2 separate regions of the Homo sapiens genome follow, and region 1 is linked to region 2. Evidence: chromatin contacts called from ENCODE Hi-C or POLR2A ChIA-PET data. All regions are on one chromosome and are shown on one strand. Each heading gives the region's core, a stretch centred on a gene start or an enhancer-like site at or near the end of the contact. The rest is flanking DNA. Distances are from core to core; before and after follow the strand shown.

Region 1 (7,893 bases), core at 2,969-5,468, 280 kb after region 2:
GCAAAAATCTGCCCACAAACTTCCCTGCCCAATGGGTTAGTCACTGGCTATATGTGGCTATCTAAATTTAAATTAATTAAAAGTAAATGAAGTTAAAAATTCATTTCCTCAAGTTGCACTAGCCACATTCTATGTGTTCAATAATCCACATGTATTTAATGGCTACCATAAGGGATGGGACAGATGATAGATTTCACTACCTCTGTTTTGCTCTCCTCATGTGCTTATATTCCTGTCAGTAGCACAATATGCATGTGTTTCTCCACTAGATATGACTGTGCTTTGGAACCAATGCTCTGCATTTATCCATTCATCCTTGTCTTCCTTACGTTATAGGCCCGACATGTCCTAGGCAACATGGGGCTCTTTGAATAGCTTTGTGCTTAACTTAAAGAGCTAAGACCTTAGTTTCTGAAACAACAGCACAATTTAGAGTAAATATAATAAACCCTTAGATGTGTGTTGTTATGAAGAGTTTACAAAGGGCTTTCATATCTCTCATTTGAACTTAAGAATAACCACGAGATAGAATTGCACACATTTTATACATGAGAAAGCTGGAGTCCTGCAAGTTCAAATAACCAACTTGAATTCCCGTGTCAAGGCCTAGATTTGATCATTCATGTACGTGTGGACATATTGCAGGAATTCAAAGCAAGATATATTACCAGGGAGGAAAATTTTCTGATTTTCATGGTTGATGTCTAGTCTATACCTGGCCCAGGATGGGCAAAAATGAGTAAGTCATGAATGAAGCATGGTCTCTGCCCACTCAGAGCTTATAATCCAATTGGGAAAGTAAGCCCCGTGTATCAGTAGATAAAGCATAAGTTAGCAAGTAGCAAATGTCATGGTATTGTGCAGTTTTGCTCTTTGTTGTAGGTTCATTAACACAAGGCCTACCACATAGTAGGCTCTCAATAAACATTTGCAAGATAAGTTTTTTTGTACATACAGTCAATTCTTAGGTCCAGGCAAGGGAACAAGGAAATGCATATAACAATCCAAAACCCCCCAAATGTGACTCCACCTATTTATGTAGTTGGCAATTAAAATGTATACTGACTTCTTTCATTGCTTGAGCTGTTTTTCTAATAGCAATTTTTATATAAACACAGCTTTACCTCAGGAAATTGGCTGGGGCACCAGATTGCCAAGAAAGGCTAAAACTATTGTGGGAAACAGCAAAAACAGTTTGCATTTAAAGTAAAAATAGGAATGGAGGAATGACAGGGGAGAACTAGTCACAGATAGCTTGCTGTTGGACCCAAAATGGAAGAGCCGTTTGGAAAATGTTTGCGAAGATAAGATTGCCACTTGATTTTAGGTATTTCTGTCACTTGACCTGATCGCTAGTGGAAGAAAAAACTGGTTTCTTTAAAATATATTGAAAGCTTCTTGAATGAATCTCAATATCCTAGAAAAATTTTTAATTGGGTATACACAAACTTCATCCTACAAATAATAATGTCAGTGTTTCATTAGGATCAATTCTTGTTTTTCAAATTTTGAGAACTTAAGAATTTAGTAGGTCTATGTTTTATTCATCTTCGTCATCCCAGTAGAGAATGCATGAATTAGCAAGTAGATGAATTATATTTTGGAACATTTCTAATCTAATTCCAATCAGAGATAAAGATATAATTGTAAATGGTTTGGCACTATCTTTTTAAAACACAAGTTTTTTTTTTTTTTTTTCTTTTCTTGCCCTGTTGCCCAGGCTGGAGTTCACTGGCTCAACACTGCAGCCTCGAACTCCTTGCCTCAAGAGATCTTCCCACTTTGGCCTCTTAAAGTGCTGGGATTACAGATGTAAGCACCATGTCCTGCCAAACACAAATTCATGGTTATGAGGGGAGAACTCTAGAAGAAGATACAACAGGCTGCAATCTCCTCAACCACTTGAGTGAAACTGGCCCCAAAGCTGAAAGAGTCTAAAACCTTGAAGTAGATGATGCTTAACTCTGATACTCACATGTTTCTTTCTCTTTCTCTTGTCTAGGTCACCTTACAAAGCAATTTATGCCTGATATCTTCACAGGAGCATCTACAATTTAAATTAGGGCAGAGACAGAGCCCTTTGGGGATAATTCTCTAGTAGCCTAATAGTGAATACTGCCATCTTCTCATATGTGAATTTCTACAACAGCCTCCTAATAGGTCGCTCTGCCTCCAGGTCTTGTCCTCTGCAACTCATCTATCACATCTCTCTACACACTAGCTCTTCCTTGCTGATAGAGTAAAGTAGGCCTAGCATCATCTGACATCAACCTGCTTCTAAAACCTAATTTCTAACTTCTCCACTCCAGACTATCCTCTCAGCTCATTCCTTTATAATTATATTCATATTTAATGCTCTTTAAGGCTTTGACCATCTCCCCTTCCTAAAATTGCATCTCCTAGACCATGCATTGCCCTGGCATAAAGTAAAATGCGATACTTACTGAATGGATGGATGGATGGACAGAGAGATTTCATCCTTGCTTTTCTTCCAACCTTAACTCTTACAGAAAGCTTTTACTTTACTAACACATTTTATATTTATTTATCCTTGCTTTGAATCCTAGGCCACTTTTCTCTACCTATTATTTAGCACTCAGCATGTACTGACTTGTATTGTTAATTATTAATTAATTAATTAATTAATTAATTCGATGACCATTGTTACGTTTCTGTAACGTACCAGGTACTAGACTAGGCACTGGGGATAGAAACAAAGGAACTTCCTGTTTATTGTAAGGTGCTTTCAGTGCAGAGGGGAACAGATAAGAAAATCACCAGTCACTGCTTTAAAAGATATACACAGAATGTTGTGTGAACTTGGGAAAATCAAGAGGAGAGGGATTCAATAAAATCTGGGGGGCTCAGGAAATACTCAGTCCCCAAGAGATGATAATGCTTGTTTCATGCATTTGAAATGTGTTTCATTTGTGTGTCTTCTTCTTTCCAAGTCTAACTGGACAGGGTTTTTTTTTTTTGAGATGGAGTCTCGCTCTGTCTTCCAGGCTGATGTGCAGTGGCGCGATCTCCGCTCACTGCAAGCTCTGCCTCCTGGGTTCAACGCCATTCTCCTGCCTCAGCCTCCCTAGTAGCTGGGACTACAGGCACCCACCACCACGCCCGGCTAATTTTTTGTATCTTTAGTAGAGATGGGGTTTTACCATGTTACCATGTTACCAGGATGGTCTCGATCTCCTGACCCCGTGATCCGCCGGCCTCGGCCTCCCAAAGTGCTGGGATTACAGGCATGAGCCACCGCGCCCAGCCAGGGTTTTGTTTTTTTATTTTTATTTTTTATTTGCTGAGGCCTCACATCTAGTGATAATATTCATCCTTTAAATTTTTGAGTTGCTTTACCATGATTAAAGAGATTTTATACCCTTATCTTAATTAGTTATCAAAAAATCCATCTGATTTTTTGGGTATCAGGACAGGTAAAAGAGACCACAAGATCCAAGAGCAATATCCATCCAGTCTCATCTTCAGCATGCATTTAAAATGGAGGTTTTCTGATGCCTATAGAGTGCTCAATCCCACTGAGCAAGTTGAAGGGATGGGGCTATTTAGGGGAGATGGAGATCTTCTGATCTGCCTTTATTAATGGCTCCAAGCTGAATCAGCTCCACCTTACATGATAGCTGATCCAGCCCTTATTTTTGAAAGGGTAAGATTCATTCCCTACAGGGCAGGTAGAAATGACATTTGGAGAAGCCAGCTTTAAGAAACATCTGGAGGTGTGAGGCCAGATAAATGGTATAAGCAAGAGGCATTCTTTTTCAAATGCGTCATAAGAAAGTTATGACAGGAATATTCCAGCTGCAGCAGAGAACTGGAGTCTTCCCAAGGGTAAGGAAAGAGGAGACATTTATGCTGACAAATAGAGATCAGTATCAAAGACTCTCAAGTTTAAAAAGTTAAATTATGATGAGTTTCGGTGCGAGCTCTCATGCCAAAAGAACTTTTCCTTCTAAATGTCAGGTTACTCCTCCTTTACTTCTGCTAGTGGAGTTTTCCTTGTCTTCAGGAAAGTACTATATAAATACGGCAGAAATATGTTCCTGGGTCATAAGAGAAAGAAAAAAAAAATCCCCTTCAAGTTGCAGCACAGTGCAAGTTTGTAATCCCAGAACTTTTCTCCAGCTCTCAGTATCTAATCCGTGAAGCCACTTGGTGAAACTCAAAGATTACATGGTAACTCGACTAATAATTTAAGAGCTGCCAAAAGAAAAAAATATAGTCTCCCCTCCTCCTAAGGAAAGAGCCATGAGTCACAGGCCTAAAATCTCCAGCCTTTAGGCAGCAAATGTAGAAGCACTGAGAAGAAAATATCCAAACTCTTTCAAAACTGGAAGAAACCCAATGTATTGAAGGCACAAAGATTTGTAGCCATCACTCACCCATGTAAGGTCCCAGCACACTCATGAGTCTGAGATGGCCCAAACCAGGGTTATCAATTTTCAGTGGGACAACTTTCTTGAACAGAGGGCCATGAAAATATCAATCTTCTCTGTTCATGTTGCTGTTGATTTGTTTTATCCAAGAGACCCTTAAAAACAAAGCTTTGGAAACTTAAGTGTGAGGCCTGTTTGTCTTAATAGCTTTATTTACTTTATTTACTTGCAAAGTTGGTTCTGGTCTTAGGTTGCAAAGTAATGAAACTGTGGCCAAGATATGTGCATGCATGTTACGATCGATGCATTGGTTAATTCACTGTAGTTTGTTACTGTTATGAAAAATACACCATGTTATCCCTGTATTGAAGAGGATGAATTAGAACACATTGTGGGATTAAGAGCATGGATTTTGAGGTTAGGCAGGTTTGGCCAATCTAATCACAAGTTCCATGACCTTAGACAAGTTTTTTAAACCTATCTAAGAATTGGTTTCTTCATCTGTAAAATGATGGTAACACAAGCTATGAGGTAGAATTACAAGACAGATTTAATGAGATTATATATATATATAAAGCCCTTAGAAGGGTGGCAGGCATATATCACCAGCACTCAATAAAGAGTAGGTGTTATTTTTGCTGCTATAGCTATTGCTACCATCATCTAACTACCATGAACTCTTATTGAATCCATACTCTCATCTAAGACACCAGACTCTTTTTATTCTTCCAGCGATAGTTTATTGGTACTTGTCAATGTTCTAAGCACATGAGGTGCTTTGATCATGGGAATTAAGAGTCCCAAGCTCTATGTGTGATCTCGAGGGTAGTGTATCCTTCTGGTTGAGCCAATTAACAAGAGGGATGGACATGTTGAAGTATGACTAGCAGAATTACTTCAGAATAGTAAAACTAAGTCATATATAGAACACTAAGAAAACTGAGGATATTCAGTAGAGAGAGAACTTGGGAGGAATATCATAGCCCCTTTCAGATATGTGAGGAGTTATAGTGTCAAACAGAGATTGAACTGGGTCAGAGTTTCTCAGTCGCAGTGGTACTGACATGTTGGGTTAGATAATTCTTTGTTAAGGGGGTGTGGTGTTGTCCTGTGACTTATATGGTGTTTAACAGTGCCACTGGCCTCACTATACTCTATATTTCAGTAGCATTTTTGGTAGCTGTAACAACCAAAAATGTCTCCAGACTTTACCAAATGTCTTCTGAGAGCCCAAAATCTGGGAGTCTTCTAGGAGCCAATTCCTTTGTTTGAAAACCACTGGACTAGATTAATCTTATAGAACAGAGCAGAACTATGACTAGTTTATGGAAATGCCCACAAGGATGCTGTTGGTTGATCCCAAGGAGGACCTTATTACTACTATCCAGCAAGTTCCCACAACAGAACAGACACTTCAGAGGGCAGTGAGCTCCCGGTCACTGGAGGCATTCAATCACAGGCTGATAAGTTGCTGGGGTTTTCTTAAATAGAGTGTTCATTTGGGGAAGATGGTTGGTCTTCATTATTTCTATCTTTCTAATTCTCCCATAGTCTACATTCTTTGTAAAATAAATTTCTGTCATTTCAGATGGTCTAGCCCATCCTTAACAAGCAGTTATAAGGAGAGGACTAACATCTAAAGAGGACACCAGAGGTCTGATCTCAGATCCCCTTCTATTTGTGACTTGCTGTTTGTGAATTTCTAAACTTCACTGGGCATAAGGATCCCAGATGCTTTCTCTTATTCAAATCCAACATTTCATGGTTCTGGAATGTTGTTTCCTAACTGTAATGTCAAATCAGAAAAGTTCCCTGTCACTCCTTCTTCTTTATAGTTTATGGTTTAATTGACAATCTGGAGGAACTCTCATTGACTCAGATCTAGAGATTCTGTTGCTGAGGTGCTTAGATCTTAAAACCTGAAGGAGAAGAATGAGATAAAAACTCAAGGTTTTTGGCTGATACATAGGTAGATACTGCCTTTCACTAACAAATAAGGAACATGGTTGAGCCTCAAAACTATTTTCTGCAAAACCCTGATGCTGTGCCCTAGAAGATAATCAATGTATAGTGATTGAATTTAACAAAATAAAGTATCCTTCCATGTAGTGGATTTCATGCCTTAAAAATTCAGCATTTACTGTATGTCTTCTAACACTGTTATGGTTTTCAAATATTTTAAGTTTGGGACACTTTTCATTTTCTATGTGAAGTCTCTAATAGGATTATAATATGTTATCACAGGTCTTGCTTGCCATATAGCTCAATGACCAAGTCTTTCTAATATTAGGAGATAGTATCTACACACTTTCATGTAATGCTAGATGAATATGTCTATTGCAAAGGCAACAAACTGATTTTGAAAGAGGATAATATGTTCTGTAATTGTTAGATCCATGCTCACCTCTTCCTACCGAATTAACCATAACATCATCTGCCTAAAATGTATCCACATCTGTGGTTCAGAGATCTGCCTCATCTGATATCCTCCTTGAGGCTAATAAACAAATCAAAGATGGAACCAGTTCAAACACAAAGAGGCTACAGATAAAAAAGAGAGTATGGCAAGAGAAAGAAAATACTTGAACTTTTCAAGCAAGGATGCCACCCACTTTTAGATTTATAATAGATGGTCCAATAGCATTTTAAAGTGACTGTATCAGTTAGAATAGGCTAGGTTATAATGCAGTAACAACTCCCAAATTTCAGTCCCTTAACAATAAAAGGTTATTTCTTGTTCTTAGCCATCTTGGGTCTACTTTAGTACTGCTCCGTGTTCTGTTTACTCCACAGCCCAGTTGACAGAGCAATTTCTCTTTGGGACATTGCTGGTCATTGAGCAGAGGGAAAAAGAAAGCCTGGAAACCACATACTGGTTCTCAAAGCTTCTGCATGTCAGCGACACATATTTCCTGCATATTTTACTGACTGCAGAAAGTCCTGTGGCCAAGCCCCACCAATAGAGGAGAGAAATGTAATTCTCCTTCATTCAACCTTCAGTATTATAAGCTTTCATGGTCCTTTTCCTGTGGAATTAATCACCGTTCAGCAACAAGCTGAACCATGTAAACTTAAAAAATGGGAGAACACCTGTGTGTGCCCATGCATGATGCAGAATTTGGATCAGCATTTCTTTGTCTGAGGACCTTTTCTTTCTCCTGCTGAGTTGGATGGGGAATCTGAAGCCCTGTCATCTTTCCCACAGCCCCCTGCTATCTTTGAGAGAGAAGGCACCAGCTGTGTTCCCTGATGGAGTGGGGATGGCAGCTGCAAGCTGAAACACCATGTTGTCTCATGTAGTTTCTCTGTCAGTGCATCTATGGATGTGTGACCACCTTGCTAACTAACCACTTGTAGAGGCATTTAAAATCCACATGTCTGGCCTTATTATGGCAAGATCATTCCACAGGAGCTGAGCATGAGTGTGTGGCACTGATGAGCTGCTGTCTGTCTAGTTAGTTTGCCTTTCCAGTTTCCATTGCTTATGACACGAGTGTTGTTG
Region 2 (7,611 bases), core at 2,711-5,210:
ACCGGGCAGGGGTCAGAAACCCTGTGTCTGTTTTCTGCGGGGTGACGACCTCCTGTAAGGGTGGGATTGCTTTTGCTTGCTTTCCTTCTCCCCTCCCTCTGCCTTTCTTCCTAGGCCTCCCTCACATCTCAGTACTCTTTCTTCCTCCTCCCCTCCCCCAAAGTGGCAAGTTCCCCTTCTCCACCTAGTGTCCAGAGGTTCTGCCCCTCTCCTAGTCCCCCGCTGCCTCAGGGCCGTCGCAGAAGTCTGGTAGCCCGACGCCTTTTTGCGCCCATCTACCTCGCCCACCTTTCTGGGCATGGGTGGGGTGGGGAATGTTCAGTGAGGCCCTTTTGAAGCCGCTTGCTGAGGGCACCCTGAGGCTTTAAAGAACCAGATTTCTCGATTTAGGGACGATCTCTGCGCCCATTGATAACTCCATCCCAAAGAAACCCAGCACAGCAGCAAACACCCCCAGCAGTCGCCTGCTCCTCAGCCCCCGCCTTGGCACAGAGCAGCGTCTGGCACTGCGGGGAGATGGAGGCGAGCCACGCGCACCCGTTCCCTTACTGGCCGACCCGCGAGGCGCCAGCTTGTTCTGGAGACTCAGTTTCCACTGGACAAAAGCAGGGGAAACACAACGCAAGGGCTGTGCAAATCCACGTTCCCGACGCCCCTCCACCCCATCCCAATCTGATTTTTGAGACGTGCATTTTCAGGTAGTCCTAAACTGTGAACAGCGAGCTTTGTGTGTTATCTAGTGGGGGTGGGGATGAAAGGGGAGGAGACTCCCACTGCCCGTTCCAGTCTTTAATGTTTGAAATAACGAAATGCCTTGTGTAGCAGCTGCTGCTTGAGCCAAAACTAACTCTTTGGAAGACGGAAAAGAGTGAAAGGCAAAGAAAGACTGTTCATTTTTTTTCTTTTGGTGCCGTTTGGGATGTCATCTGTTTCCTTGGCGACTGTGTTCAGCCCCCGGAGCCCCTGGGCTCCTGGATTGTTAGGGGGGAAAAGCATGCTATTTCTGCACCGTCATTTATCACTGTCACCGCATAATGATTCCCCTTGCAGCCCCTTATTGATGTTTGTAATTGCATTATCTCATAAAGGAGGATGATCAATGAAACCGAGCCGTGCATTCTGGGGTCAGAGGAAGCCAAAGTACTGTTTGTCCCCTTTAATACAACAAGTACTCATTATCTTTAGGTCTGCATTCAAAAAATGATCTGATCTAGGGCTGACCCTGTCGGACATCCCAACACTTTCTAAAACGCGGTTTGTGTAACCTTTTGCTTAAATGCTAAATCAAGTACCTGTCTTGCATTTCAACGAAACAAGATGCTAAAACTGAATGAAAAAAAAGCATTTCTTTTTTTTTTTTCCCCCTGGGAGGGGTGCGATCGTCTGAAGGTGCATGAGATTTTACACTGTAACTGCTTGGTAATATAATACAGAAAAGGCAATCCCAATCCACATGAGTCCTAATAAATAGAAAAAAAATTGGGGATGAGGGGAAAAAGGCAGGTAGCTGGGAGCTTTTAACAAGGTCGGTACTAAAAGATCAGAATAAAACCACATCCAGTTTAATTAATAATAGCTATAAACTGAAATAATTCCCCATGATTCTGCCCTTGCTTCTCCTTTTTACAGAGTCATATCTCTTCAGTTTAGAGAAATGACTTTTGTGGCTGTTCGATTCTCACAACAACAATAACTAAATCAGTTGCACACTGTTATCTAAAACCATCTACAAACTCCAGCAAATAAAAAGAAGTTCATTTGTCTATTAAGGCAAGCATTTAGTTGAGCAGAAATATCCCAGTAACACTGAATAGAGTTCGTGTAATCCTATGGAAATCAAGTCATCTTGTTGCACTGAAGTAAATGAAAAAATACAAAGGAGAAAAGGTCCAAGTGTAATTGTAATTTTAAACTAAATGCATTATTGGACTGTCACAGTGAAAACGTGATTGTTCGGCTGCGGGGGGGGGGGCGGGGGGCGGCGAGTGGACATAAACTTAGCTCACATTTAACTTAAAGGTTTCAGAAAGGAAATATGTATTCCATATTTGGTGATCATTTGTGGAAAGAGGAGAAATTGAAACAATTCTAACCCATCATTTTAGTATACTAGGGGGAATCATTCCTTCAAAAGCAGAATTAAGCAAAAAGCTTATTTTAAACATTGCAAGTCTGTATTAGCAGAAAAAAAAAGTTTCAAATTTTCTGAAAATGTATGTCCTCTCTATGTTAATAAGATGTTGACAGAGAGAAAGAGAGAGAGAGAGAGAAACTAAGTTCAGGTGTTTTATTTTTTAAGTTCTAGATACTTCTAAATTAACGATATAAATTAATGTTTTACATAAAAAGATCTAAATGAAAAGTTTTCATTATAGTTGAGAAAATGAGTACTTAGAGTGTGCTCTGATAATTTGACACATTGACATAAAACCTTAAATTGAATAATAAAACAAACGGCTAAAATATTCCCCCTTGGAAAAATAACTTTAATAATAAAGCTAGAAAAGTTTTAACTGTGTTGAACCATCACTTTTTTCTCTGGAAGGCAGATTATCCTAAAGAGTATTATTTTCCAGAAATTCTGTCAAGGCACTTTGAAATAATATATGTTTGTATTATTTAATATTCTGACACTTCCGTTCTTTGAAAATGCTCAGACTGGAATGGATACGTAGCCATGCATATATTTAATATAAATGGTATCTTGTCGTTAACATAAAATATTAAAGAGAAAATAAAACTTTGGGCTTTGTCAGTTAAGATAGAATTTTTTAGCATAATACTCTGATTTTCAAAACATAAAATTGAAACCCCTTGATTTTAACCAATCAACACAAGTCTTTCTCTTATTTGGTTGGGGATCTGCATCATATACTCTTTCTATTTTTAATATTTAGTGTTGTAGCCCACTGTTAAAATAATGAAAAATTAGTCTCGTTTCAAAATTATTTATTTATGGAACGAACATGATTAAAACATAAACACACAAACTGCAGCTGCAACAGAAAAAAAACTTGATTTATGGTTATTAAATCTTTGATCGCCATGTTAATGTTTCTTTTTCTACCTTTCATTTGCATTTTAATCTATCGAATCTTTACAGTTTTGCTGCCTCCTATTTCAATGATTGATTACAGATCTGAAATAAGAAAAACCAAGCCTAGCTTTTCTTTTCCTTTCTTCGCTTTCTTTTTTCTCTTTTTCTTTTCCCCCCCTCCCTTTCCCCCCGGGTAGATTTCTGAAACTTTCTCTCAATGCTAATGTAGACAGGACAAATTAATTCTGCTCTTTTAAATGTCAAAGATATAAATAAAAAATGTTTTCTGTCCCAAACGTGAATATTTTCCCAGCTGCTTGTTTTCGAGTCGTAAAAGATCATCCCAGCAAAATGCAATTAACAGCGAAACACACACACATACACTCACACACTCGGCGGTGCGGAATTTTTTTAAAGGACGTGTTGTTCTGAGTTGAAGAAAGGTGAGAAGTTCACCGTCCCTTCACCATCAGTAGCCTCGCTGCGGCTCTCCTCTCTCTCTCTCTCTCTCTCTCTCTCACACACACACACACACACACACACTTGGAGGTTTGGTCCCTAGTTCTATCTGTGATCTAAGTCACACAAACAAAAACAAGCTTGGTGGCAGCTTGTTGTTGTTGAGTGTTGTTGAGTTGATTTCTTGAGATAAGCAGTGTAAAGACAAAAGGGGGAGCGATGCAGGTCTGTTTGTTTTCTTTCCCCGCCGCCCCACTGTCCCTTTTCTCGTCTCCCCGCGCACCTCCCCAGACGCCCTGCCGGGGTGGCTCCGCGGATGAGGCGGTCATTTGCTGTCCGCTTTGCGGGGACGGGTCACTTTCCGCGCTGGCGTGAAAGCAAATGTGGAGCTGCTTTTGGAAGGCGCCGGCCGGACGTCGGCTAGGCTCCTTCTCCCCGCGGGCTGGGGGCCCTGGGGCTCTGCAAGGCTCTGGCTCCGAACAGATTGCGCCTCCCGCCTGGCTGCCAGTAGGAACTGGGGTGGGAGCCGCGTAACTAACAGTTGCGCGCAGGAGGCGAGCCCCAGGTGTGAGCGCAGAGGCTCTCTCCCCAGCCCGCGGGTCTGGGAACCTTTCAGGACGCCTCCCTCCCCAACTCCTACCCATGCGTCTGCTCCCTAGGCCGAGCCCCCCTCGTGAGGTTTTAATGACCGCGGACGCAGGGGAGCCCGCACTTGAGCGAGGACCGACTTCTCTGGCGGGTCCACGCTGCTCGCGCTTGCGTCCGCGGGTAGCGCGCTGTGCCCGGGTCAGGGGGCGAGCTGCGAGAAGTAGGAGGGGTCAAGACCCCCAGAAATCCCTCCATGGGCACACACACAATCAAGAATAGGGTTGAGGGTCTTGAGAGGTAGAACTACCCTAGGCAGGGCTTCTCCAACTCGGCCTTTGGACCCCGCGCGCGCCCAAGGGCGTGCCCACCGCGGAAGCACAGATCATCTTCCCGGGACTGGGTCTCCTGGACCCTGCGTTGCTCCCTTTTTCCTAGCGGCCCCGTAGCTGGCTGCCGCATGTAGGGCGATCTTCATTAACTTGGACGCCCAACGTGATTGAAATAGAGAGGAGGAAAAAACACATTTGATCTGGGCCGACCCTTTGTCTTGAAGCAGATTAGGCAGCCTAGAAATAGGAGGAAAAACAGAAAGTCTAGGCAGGAAAACTTATTGTGTTCACAACATATAAAAATGATCCGAGCGGTCTGGTACCTCAAGGGGTGAAGATAGATCCTTGTAGACGAGTGTGAAGACATGACTGGGAAGATTTAAAGTGAAAGAAACGGCAGATTATTAAGAAAGTAATAGTAAGGTGTCCCATACACTACAGTTTTATTGTTGGGTAGTAACTACCCGATTTATTTATTGCCGGGGCTATATAATAGAGATAATGACCACAAACTCAAGATAAATTCTTATGCGCCCAGCCGGTCAATTCTTTTTTATTTAAGAGAGTGAGCCTGAAGGGTGAGCCTCATCCCCTCCCCTCCTCGAAGATCCGTCTTGCTTTCTACCATATTATAAGCATGACATGCAAATAAATAAGTGCTGCTGGGTCTGTGTGGGTAGGCCGGCAGGATTTATTTCAGGTGACGGAGGAACATACACGGAATATGAATTTCCGCAGGAGTGGCGCCGTGATTCCTTCCCTCTCCCTCTCGGCCGCCCTCTCCTCAGGGTCTCCCTCCTTTTCTGTGGGAGCAGAGAGCATCCCCTGTTAAAAACATTAACGTGTCATGTCTCAGCTCCCTATTCCTTGACATATAGGTCTGGGGAGGGATGGGGGCACTGCAAAATGCAAAACGCATGCCCAAAGTAGGTTGACTTGCTGGGACTGCTCAAAGCGATTCTGGTGGACAAAGAGAAGGGTGAGTTGTAATTATGACTTCCAGTAGGGGAGCAGTATAGGAAGTATGTTAATATCATTTTGAAATATGCACAATGGTCCAAAAGTTTACTGTCCCGGATCTGGCATGGGTCCTCCCCAGCCGGATGGACCCCAAGGGGAGCCCTCCTGGCACCTTGGGACATGCCCGCCTCTCTTGGCCCTCGGTTTCTCTCTCTGGGAGCCAGGTAAACACCCCCCTGGCCAGGTGATGGAGTTAAAGATGACCTTGCTCGTTGACCGCCAAGGTCGGAAGAGAGCTGGCGGCCTCAGGTGTAGGTTCCACCTGACGCCCTGGCTGCAATCATAGTCACCGGCTGGCCTTTAAGGGGGCGGCCTCCCAGAACTGCTCTCCCCACCTGCACTCTGCGACCACTCAGGCAGATCCGGAACCTGCCAAGACGAAGTCAGTCAGCATCCTCTTCCGATCTTCTTATTTTCTTCCTCATTTTTTGGATAATATTCAGACATACAGTGTTTCAGTCTCACAATAACCACTTACATGCAGAACTTCCTTTGATCTGTTTGGCCAGAGTCGGGGGGAAACACCTGACAGTGAAGAACTGCGATGAAAAAGAGGGGTTCAGGGGAGATGGGAGAGCCAGACGCGTGGGGCGAGGGAGAAGGAGGTGCGTGTGGGGAGATGGAGACCTAGAGACAGCAAGAAGTAGCAGATGGGGGAGGAAGGTAAGGCGAGAAAGTGAAGAGCAGCTGCGAGCGGGAAGAGAAGGGGCTGCTCCTGTAATTTGGTGGTTTGTGTGAAGGATGGTATTATGAGGCTGAAAGAGAGGACAATCCTCGTCAATCTTTTACAATATTGGTGTCATTCAAGCACAACTTTATCTTTGAACCAGATTATCTGTTCCAATGATTTCCATAAGAACATAAATTATAACCTTCAGAGCCTTCAATATTTCTTTCGGTACTTTATTAAGTGTTGTTGCAGAGGCTATTTATGAAGTGAGTGATTCAACTTTTAATCTTTTGAACATTAAAGTGTATTCCTCCGAGTTTCCTTTTCAAAATAATCTAAAATAACAAAAAGAAACTAAGCTCATTACATGAAAAAGTGACAAGCGTTTTTGCTCGCAGCCTGGCAAGTTGCCTTATTCACTTCAAAGGATGATGAACTAATTGTTTCCAGAGTTTATAAGTAATTAAGCTATTATTTGGGGAATTTATGTAACAGTTTTATTCACATTAGAACTTTCTATTTAAAATAGCCTGAGACAAATCTTCAAAAATGCCAAGATTTTAATAATTGAAAAGCCTTCTCATTATTGTTAATAGTGAAAACTATTTTTATTTTAAAAAGCACTGGAAAATGTAAACAAATATAGTTTTCTCCAGAGTATATGATAAGTGGAGATCATTATGGATAATTAACGCTGAAAGGAAAATGAACATGTAATGGCTTCCAAAAATTAAAACATTTGTAACTATCAAGTTAAGTTCTAAAAAGTTAATTTTTAAATCAGCTGGATTTATCTAAATATGCCTGGCAAGGAAAAAGATATATATATATATATATATATATATATATATATATATATATATATATATATCTATTTACTGTCCTTTTAGAACTCTATAAAGAAAGTTTAAAACCTTAAATAATTTTAGCATTTTTAAACCAACTTTTGGTGCCTAGGCAATAAGAGTTAATGCCCAGAAATGCTAAGTGCTGTAGTTTCTCCAATTTTGCAACAAAGAAATATATTTATTCACCCCTAGATTAAAATAAAGAAAATATTCTAAAAATCTTTTGAAATATATAATTCAAACACCACTTCCATAATATTTCAATGCATGTTTGTTAGTTTTAAATAATTAGGTTTGCCATAAATGAAACAAAATTCATTAAAGGAAAAAGTAGGACTTTAAAAGGAGTGATGAATTATTTTGTAAAATTCAGCAAAATATACAACACTTTAGTTTAATAGGCATTTGTATACATAACAATATACCATTTTAATATAATTTTCCCATCAAGGTGGTATTAGCTCTGTGTGTTAGAAAATGCCTGTTTCATTGTCACATGAAGAATTTCAAAAATAATAAAATTTTCATATTAGGAGGAAATATCTTTGAAGAATAACAAACACAAATGTGAAAATCCAAGTAAATGCCTATAAAATCTTATATGAGGTAAAATATATTTTCTGGAAGTTATCTGGAAAAAATTAAAGCATGTGGTAGTTC

Evidence for each region. Hi-C counts contacts between places; a loop is a spot of excess contacts on that map. ChIA-PET counts read pairs that join two places held with the same protein, here RNA polymerase II (POLR2A). Pooled maps may share reads with other maps.
Region 1: a loop to region 2 is called in a map of esophagus muscularis mucosa, with 2.7 times the contacts of the local background. The contact joins two enhancer-like sites. A Hi-C loop is called at or near these places in 6 of 168 maps with a recorded cell type or tissue (A673, Calu3, esophagus muscularis mucosa and 3 more) and 7 of 50 pooled maps. POLR2A ChIA-PET finds 5 or more read pairs at or near these places in 1 of 52 experiments (A673).

The regions. Positions count from the first base shown.
Region 1 is chr2:66,859,238-66,867,130 of GRCh38, forward strand. No RefSeq gene overlaps it. Among named protein-coding and RNA genes, the nearest start is that of LINC01799, 41 kb to the right of the region's middle. Within about 2 kb of position 4,219, at least 3 of the 41 ENCODE cell types and tissues checked have a DNase peak (open chromatin) inside an H3K27ac peak, as active enhancers do.
Region 2 is chr2:66,577,696-66,585,306 of GRCh38, forward strand. The region is part of intron 1 of LINC01798 (long intergenic non-protein coding RNA 1798); the gene reads left to right. Among named protein-coding and RNA genes, the nearest start is that of LINC01798, 7.5 kb to the left of the region's middle. RefSeq lists an enhancer at 539-2,148. Within about 2 kb of position 3,961, at least 14 of the 41 ENCODE cell types and tissues checked have a DNase peak (open chromatin) inside an H3K27ac peak, as active enhancers do.